Regions from separate parts of the Mus musculus genome. Here region 2 is linked to region 1. The links are chromatin contacts, found by Hi-C in ENCODE. All regions are on one chromosome and are shown on one strand. Each heading gives the region's core, a stretch centred on a gene start or an enhancer-like site at or near the end of the contact. The rest is flanking DNA. Distances are from core to core; before and after follow the strand shown.

Evidence for each region. Hi-C counts contacts between places; a loop is a spot of excess contacts on that map.
Region 2: a loop to region 1 is called in a map of left cerebral cortex, with 2.5 times the contacts of the local background. The contact joins two enhancer-like sites. A Hi-C loop is called at or near these places in 4 of 37 maps with a recorded cell type or tissue (Patski, heart and left cerebral cortex).

What each region holds. Positions count from the first base shown.
Region 1 is chr1:89,641,641-89,645,798 of GRCm38, reverse strand. All of the region lies in intron 6 of Agap1 (ArfGAP with GTPase domain, ankyrin repeat and PH domain 1), which reads right to left. Among named protein-coding and RNA genes, the nearest start is that of 4933400F21Rik, 40 kb to the left of the region's middle. Within about 2 kb of position 1,512, at least 2 of the 3 ENCODE cell types and tissues checked have a DNase peak (open chromatin) inside an H3K27ac peak, as active enhancers do.
Region 2 is chr1:89,842,761-89,847,236 of GRCm38, reverse strand. It overlaps Agap1 (ArfGAP with GTPase domain, ankyrin repeat and PH domain 1), which reads right to left. Exons shown (of 18, transcript NM_178119.3): 16 at 3,994-4,216. Among named protein-coding and RNA genes, the nearest start is that of Gbx2, 86 kb to the left of the region's middle. Within about 2 kb of position 1,570, at least 1 of the 3 ENCODE cell types and tissues checked has a DNase peak (open chromatin) inside an H3K27ac peak, as active enhancers do.

The sequences.
Region 1 (4,158 bases), core at 263-2,762:
AAGACACCCAAACCCTGACTTAGTGCATAAGTCTCAGTTGAAAGAACTCTGAGAACCTGATAAACCACAGTGGGGAGACAGAGGGTACAGTGAGGATGAGACCCACACCCACCACCCATGTGTAACAAGTACAATGCCTGTTTCAGCTCTGTACTTGCCAAGGGAACCCACCAGGCCTCGGGTGTCTCGGTACCTCTGCCTTTGGGCACAGGAAAATATACCCTTCCCAAGAATATTCCTTGCATGACTATTAGGCCACTTGGCCACACTTGGAAAAGATGTATGTGTCCCAGTCCGTGAAGCCAAGGCTAAACCAAAGCATGCTAGTGGCTAGGGTTGGGTCTGAGAGGGGGCAGGCGGTAGGGAACAGTGCCACATTCTCTCCTGCAGCAGGAGACAGAGCGGGCACCAGTGCAGGCAGTGTAGCCTGGTGATGGGTGCTGCCTGTGCTTCTCATCTGAACATAGGCTGCTGTGTGTTCCAAGGGGACGGCAAGTGTGGACTCGGGAGAGAGGAGTCTCCCAGGAAATCTCTAAGCTGCACACGGCTTCATTTTGTGACGGCTCTGTACCTGACCTGCTGCTTCTAGGACATCTTCAGAGGTGCTAGGCCTCTGTGATAAGGGAGGCCATGGCAGCTTCGCACAAGTGAATGTCACATGTAAGCCGAGGAGGTGGGCGGCTCTGCCCAATAGGGAGGTGCCTTGGCTTCGGTTCTAGCACAGAGGAGGCTGTCTCTAAAGAGCTTCACAGGAAGCGCAGGAAGTCCATCTCGGGGCAGTTGTGAAGCTCCCATGTGTGCGGGGAACTGAACTCTGGCCCTCGGAAAGCACAAGTGCTACCTCTCCAGCGCTTCCGATTTTATTTTAGAAGTTTTAGAAATTCAACAGAATATATTAATCATAAAACATTATTCTAGGACTACAGCGGGTTTTTGGGGTGTTTGCCTGGCCAGGCACAAGGCTCTGGGTTTGAACTCAGAGCCACATAAACCAGATGTGGTAGCACCTGCAATCCCAACAGGCAGGAAGAGGCAGGATCCAGGGCATCCACATGTAAAGTTGAGGCCAGCCTGGGAAACAGGAGAACCTATCTTAAACGAAAATAAAATGCTATTGACTAGTGGTGGGGGTTAACAGACCACTTTTTATTGGCATGTATGTTGGTTATTTTCCTAACATATTTTAATTGGAAAAGTGCTAAAATGTTTCTAAGCAGATACAAAGTATACACAAATCTACTGAAATCTACTTTACTAAAGTAAACATGAATTTATAACGGTGTGATGACATTCTCAGAGAGTCAAGTCTTCTGTCCCCCAGGGCCAAATGTCACTCATTTGCCTGCCTGGCTGCCTCTGCACCCACATCAACTAGCAATGCTGGCAAAGACAGGATGTGGAGATGGCAGGGAGCCTCGGCTGGAGCTTCCCCAGTGACCGGTGGCAAGCTGACTCAGTGACATCACTTCCTCCTTTAATGCCTTCCTAATCGCCCTGACCTCACGTCCGGGCTCCCACTGCAATGACATCCTGGAGGGCAGGCGCTGAGCCAGCGAGGCTCTGGGATCTCTGCTGCTCCAGTACAACTGAAGACAAAAGCCGTAAACTTTACCATCATAGCGTGTGTGCACGTGTGTGTGCGTGATGGGTGTGTGGATGTGGGTGTGTATGTACCACAGCATGTGTGAAGGAAGGAATCGGACAACTCTGTAGGGTTGATTCTCCCCTTCCTCCTGTAGGTGGGCTCCAGGGATCGAACTCATGATTCTTAGTTCCGGTTTATGCAGCACACCCTAAAGTTCAACTTTTAAAAATGTGTCTGTATTCTCTCCACCGTGACAGCAAAAGGGAAAAGAAAATACAGAATGAAAATATTCTAAGTGCTTCTGGCACCCCCTAGTGGCAGTTCCACTAGATTACAACAGAGCTCAACCCTGCCTTCCTACCTTGTAGATTCTGTGAAGAAATCACCTGGGTGGGTGGGTGGGTGGGTGGGTGGGGACAGTCCGCACACTGGCTAGAGCCAGTTAGTCCCCAGAACTACTAAAAGGCTCTGGTTCTATGAAACACTAAGAGATTTAAGCATTCTGGCCTCAGGTTGGACCTTGATCACAGTGGGCTGAAGGCATGACTGGTAATGTGCTTATCTGGCTTGAGAGCCCTGGGCGTGAGCCCCAGCACTGCAGAAAGTAAGTAGATAAATATGCAGTAAAGGGCTTTCTGCACGACATATAAAACCAAGGTAACCCTGGAGCCCAAACACAGAGAGCTGAATGTGTCTGCTCTGCCACTGAGCATGCCCGCCCCCCCCCCCCCCACACACACACACATCTGAATGGTACCAACTGCTCACCTAAGCGGGACAGGTGAAGCCAAACAAGGCCTGGCATCTCTCTACCTCTGAAAGCCACCCAGTCTGTAAGTCAGGCAAGAAGTGAACTCACACACATTATAAAATCTTGGTGCAAAGATGCCTGAGATTTGAGACAAGAGCTTACCTACAGTTTGCCCTTGGAACACAGCCTGCACAGCCTCTGGAGCAGACTGGAGTGCCGCAGGTGCAAGGCTGCGAGCATCTCAACAACAGGGGAGACAAGAGTAGGCACTTCACCATCTCTGCTATGCCCTTGCTCTGGGTGGAGCAGCTCTTCCTGAGAAGCCTCAGGGAGCCTGGACATCCACTGAGCACAGCCTAGGCTTGAACACAGGGTCCCAGGGATGGATGTGTTCTCAGCGAGCGAGGGGCCAGCACACAGGGACTGACCGAGGCAGGAGTGGGACTTGGAGGAGACAGGTGCAAGCTGTGGCACCAACCGAGTGCCCCCCGCCCCCCCGCCCCAGGGAGCCCATTCAGGGAGGAGCCCTCATGACCACAGATGGCTACCAAATGTGTCTGTCCTTCCGGGCTGTCAAGATGCTCAGCATGGAAGCAGCTGCTGCACAGCCCCGAGAACCCGAGTCTGATGCCCAGAACCCAGGGAAAGCTGTTCTCTGGCCTCTGGCACAATGATCCCAGAATCCAGAGCTCACCTTTGGGGAATCCAGGTCATCAATCCAACCATGTACCCCAAACTCTCCAACTTGTGGGGGCCAACGCCTGGCCAGGATCACTCTGTGTCACAAAAGAAGCCATCATGATAAACAACAGGTTCCAACTTACAAGATGGGCCTCCTGAGGGTCACATTTATCCCTCCTCCACGGGCTGGGAGAGCAGAGCGCTGCTAATCAAGCGTTTGTAGATTGCGCCCTAATGAATGAAGATTATTCAGAGCAGAGGGGAAGAAGGGTTACCAACTGCAAGATTCCAAATGAGTGGGAAACCTCAGCTACAGATTATAACAGCTCCTGACTGTCCTAGCTAAGTGACATTTTCTTATTCTCTTGATCAGCGCCTCTGTAGAGGGCTAAATAGGTCAAAAAGCACATCACTGTTCAATCATTTTAAAAACATTAGGAAGAGCAGAGCACCGTAGCATTATGAACAGATTATGAACAAAAATAAAAGCCATTTGTATGCATTAATGATACATCAAGCTAATTCAAGCTGGCGAAAGCCATTAGGGGGAAATCCTGGGGCAAACCATGGTACTGATGCCTCCACACAGATTCAGATTAAAAGAACCATTTTCTATGTCATTGATAAAATTAATTCTATGAGCCAGGCATGAGTCTTAACATGAAAATCAAAACAGAGAGGATTCGCTAATAGTGTGCTTAATGATCTAATTCTGGCAGCATGAGAGTTGACACAGGCGTTACTGCACAGATACAAGCATCCATGTATAGAGCATTTCCCATAAGAGAGTGTAAGGAATTCCACACTTGGGGTAAGAAACTGTCACAGACAGCAGCCTCCGTCCCTATACCACCCTTCATGCTATCAAACAAAAAGTCACTGTTCTCTCTGGTTGTTTTGATAAGACTCTGCTGTCTTCCTACTGTGTACCACTGTAGCAAATAGAGATGGTGAGCTTATGAGTAACGTGGGCTCGTGGCTTCAGAGAGGTGTACTCATAGTTCACTGGGCCCCAATGCTCTGCCCTCAGGGGAGGGCACATCCCTCTGGGAACAGGTAGAGCCAAACTGCTCTTCTTGCCCTGTGAGTGTGAATGAGAGGGCAGGAACCATCTCCTCACCATCCCGTCAAGGGCCTGAAG
Region 2 (4,476 bases), core at 321-2,820, 200 kb before region 1:
GACAGGTGTCACAGGGGCCTGCAGTTACGTGTGCTACAGACTCCAGAGCTTCATCTTACCTGTGGGAGGGGGTGGGGGAGTGTACCAACAAGAGCACCTGACACCTAGGTGCCAGGTGACCACGCTGTGTTCTGTGCATGGCATAAGCAGTCACTTGACTCATAATTATGGCTTTACCATAATGTGGACATTTTTTTCCCCTTCATCTCAAAGGCTCACCAATGATCTCGGCACTCCCTCCTGTGACAGCCAATTAGTCTCTCTACATTGGAACCCAGACCCCTGCACACCTGGTGGCTCTAGACTCAGCTGGTCCAACTGTCTATAACACAGCTTGACACACAAACATGTGCACTGAGAGTCATACAGCACACCCCCATTCCTAGCCTCAACTCCAGATAATTCTCTCCCCTGTTGCTGCCTCTACTGCCACTAACACCTCCATTTACAATCAATATTTTAAGTGTGTGCTTAAATGGTATCAATAGTGGGGGGGGGCCTGTTCTGATTCCAGCCCAGATGTAGTTAATTGTTGCCACACATCGATCTCCCCTCTAACATGACTTTCTCCAAATCAAACCCCCATTACAGAGGGGTGGAGGGCATCTTCTCCCCTCCTGCGACAATAAATTTAATATCGAATGCACTAGAAAAAAAATGGCAGCTGTTGCAGAATCCATCCAAAAAGATTTTTTTTTCCTCCTTCCTGGGAGTAATTAAAAGATGCTTTCCTTGACTAATGATCCCCCTGTTTAGGAATGGGAAGTCAATACTGCTTCAGCTGTCGTCAGCTCCGATTGATCACGGTGCTCCTCAAGTTTGAACGGCAGTTCTCAGGGCGGCTGAGGATTGCTGGAACCAATTATAGGCTATCCAGAGTTGGCCTAATAGGGGTGTGGGGACGGCAGGCAGAAGGCCAGCCAGCTGTGCCAGGCGCCTGTTCTCCCAGCCTGCCTGTAGCCATGGTTAATGCCGATGCATGGTTATTTCAGGGGACTGGCTGCTTCTTTGCAGAAAGATATCGTGTGTGCTCTTTCTCCACAGTGCTATGTGTGTGTGCCTGCACACAAGAGTGTGTGCATTCATGTAAGCATGTCTAGGCACATGTGTGTATTTTGTGTATTGAGATACGTGTATATGTATGTGTGTTGGGGTGCATGTATGTCTGTGTTAAGTGTGTGTATGTGTGCAGCAGTTTCCATTACATTCTAGAGTCAGATCCATCTCCCGAATCACTTTGAAACAGACCCAGATGCAGCGGGAAAACATCTGGGCCCTCATTTCAAAGAGTGACACTTGGTTTTTCCATGAACTAACACCAACATTTATTAAACTATTTCGTTTTGAGATTAACTTCAGGCCCTCGATGCTTCTACTAACTGGCCTTGAGTCCTCAGTGAGAAGGTAGGAGGGTGGGTGGCATTTTAGACAGGCAGTACCCAGACTAGGTGTCTATTCTCTTGGGGTGAATCCCAGACTGATCCTAGCCAAGACTTCCAGGCTTTTGTTCCTCTTTGGGGGAAGAGTGGGAGGTGGTAAGGAGGCAGGTGGTGGGATCGCTACCGTGCTGTGCATGGGCTGCACTACTTCTCATTTATGATGCTGTCTCTAAGGCTGGGAACCAAGGCAGCCCTTGGCTTGTTCTGGGTTGGCCTTTTTGAATCACCCTGCTGCCAACTTCAGCTTTCCCTGGATGATGAACTGACAGAATGTGGTCAAACACAAACACAGACTACACGAATCCTTCTGACATCAGCTACTCTGGGCTTAAGAGCTTCCCAGAATAAACCCATCTTTGCTTCTTGTTCTGAGGAGAGTCCAGCCCTGTAGGTGGCAACATTGCTGGACACGTGTGCTGTAGGCAGGGCCTTAGCTTAGGCGGTTTTGTCCCCTTACGCCTCTCTCCTGAAAACCAGCCATGCTGTGACCTCCTGGAGCCAATGTCCTCAGCGGGTCCCAACAGGGCCCACCTGCCATGATACTCCTGATCCTTTATTCATTCTTTCTCTTTCGTCCTTCCCCACTCCCTGTTTGGTGATATTTATTGAATTTAACCAGACCCCCCCCCCCAAAAAAAAAACCAACCCAAAATGAAACAAAGCAAACAACTTTCCTGGGATAATTTTACCTAAGGCACAAGTAAGCCTCCAGCTCTCAAGCTTGTCTGAAAGTTCAGAGACTCCACAGTCAGCTGTCAAGGTGCCCCAGCATCACACCACATCGCCACAGCCTCGGGGAGGAGTCCTGACTTGAGCAATGGTAGTGCAGCTGCCCTATTTGTGAGGAGGAGGACCCCCACCCATCTCTAAGCACTCAGGGGAATGCATTTCTGGCATAGTCAGTGCTTGGCAGAGTAGAAAGCTAGAGCCTGGAGTTGAGGGCAGACAGCAGTCAGAACTGTCCACTGCCCACAGAGCAGTCACTCATTCCCTGCTGGGTGCATGAAGACAATCACATCACACACGGTGTCTAACTGTTCTAGATTCTAGAAGAAGAGCCAACATATCTAATTCACAGATGGCATTAAACACATCTATATGTTTCGTTTGAACCCAAATGGTCAGGTGCATAAAATTAAACTTTTACTAGCTCATTTCAATGTTTTTTTTCCCCACACATTAAACAATTTAACTTCCAATCATTTTTTTTTTGATTTTTAAATTGAAATTTAACTACAGTATGAACAAAATAGGTACCACAAAGCAAACTAACATTTTAGGACTGTGTGGAATGAAGAGTTTCGCCGGCTTCCATGTGAGTGTTAGATCAGGACAACAGTTTCTCGGAGGGCAGGATAAGATTTGTAAGAGATCCACCCCTTATCTGTACTGCACAGACGGACCACGCAATGAGGAGCTGGCATAGTGAGCCTCTGGGGTTTTAACAAGCACACGTGGGTGCACCTTGCTGGCCCTCCCTTCCAGTTCCCTTCCCATCTCAGCTAACAGAAGACAGAAGAGGAGGGTTCAATGTACAGCAGCTGCACTCCTACTGTGCACCAGAAGGGGCGCCGCACATTTGTTCTGCAGTGTTGGTAATATAAACTCAGTCAGCAGATCTCAGGACACCACTGTCCAGGAAACCTGGACGTGTAGCTTAAGCTCCCACCAGTTTATAGAGGCTCGGGGTCTGACTGTGTCTCATCAGTGGCAAACATACCAGACAAACGCCATTTGCTGAGCAGGACAAGAGCCTCTTCCTCGTGGTTCGTTGAGACACACAGCAGAGGAGGGCCTCCCCTCGTGCCCGAGGTTGGGGGTGGGGGTGGGACACACAAGAGTACCCAGGACCTGAGAACCTTGATGTCCTCGGTAAGACCAACCAGAGATGAGCTGGCTCCCTGTGCTACTTCAATTTCTTTGAAATTGGGCTATTTCAGCCACCTCTTGGGGGAATTAAATATGTATGCATATTCTCAAAAATGGTTTATAATCACTGTAGATGAAAAATGAGAAACTAAATGGCCTCAAAATAAATGCGTTTTCATCCTGGGTAACAATTAGCATTAACGAGGAGTCATCCTACATTGTGTTTAACTGTACTTCATTAGATGTGTTAGAAGTCTGTTTTAGAAAATAAAATACATTCTCTTATTATAAACACACTTGTTGGCAGGGGCACGTGAGAGGGTTGGATATCCACAAGATGCTTACCAAGGGTGTAAGAAAGAATACAAAACCAAAGAATCAAAAATTTATAATTAGTGTTAGCACAGCCTGTACCTATTAGAAATATATTAATTAAAGTAATATATTCATAAGATTAGAAGCCTAATACATTTCTAAGAGGGGAGAGGAATCCCCAAGGCCTAGAAATAAACATAAAAAATTAAGGCGTTTGAATCATCTAGTCTGCTCTGCACCAATTTCAAACACCAATGCTTCTAGTCTAGGCGGGTCAGAATCTCTATAAGTTGTAAGTGCCCTGGCTGCAGCTGCAGCTGAGGTCATCCCCAGCCGTGTAACTGCTGGGGGAGCATCTGTGAGTTCCTACCTGGTGGAGTCCAGTGAGGGCTTTGTCCGTCCCTGGCTGCCCTCTTCCCACACGCTGTTGGCCAGCTCATTCCCGATGGATGACATCACCTTGATCAGCTCCATGGGCCAGTCGTCCAGGTCTAGCGATCTGACCCGAGAGAGGTGGGTGCCGAGATTCCGGTGGATCCCCGAGCACTCGATACACATGAGGGCTCCCAAGTTCAAACTGGCCCAGTTAGGGTCTACCGGGAGAGAGACAGGAGCAAAACTCAGTCAGACTGCCACTAGTCACTCTCAATGTCCCTGGATTCTCACCTCAACAACTAGTCAGTCCCCATATGACTTAGAGCTGCTCATGGTGCCAAGGGAGACATGGTGGATTGCTGGCAGCAGGGTGTGCACCTGGACAGAAATACCTTTTGTGACACCTCCACAGGACTGGTGCACAGCACAAAAAATATCCTGTGTGTTAAGATGTCTACTGTGGCCTGCTTATGATGGA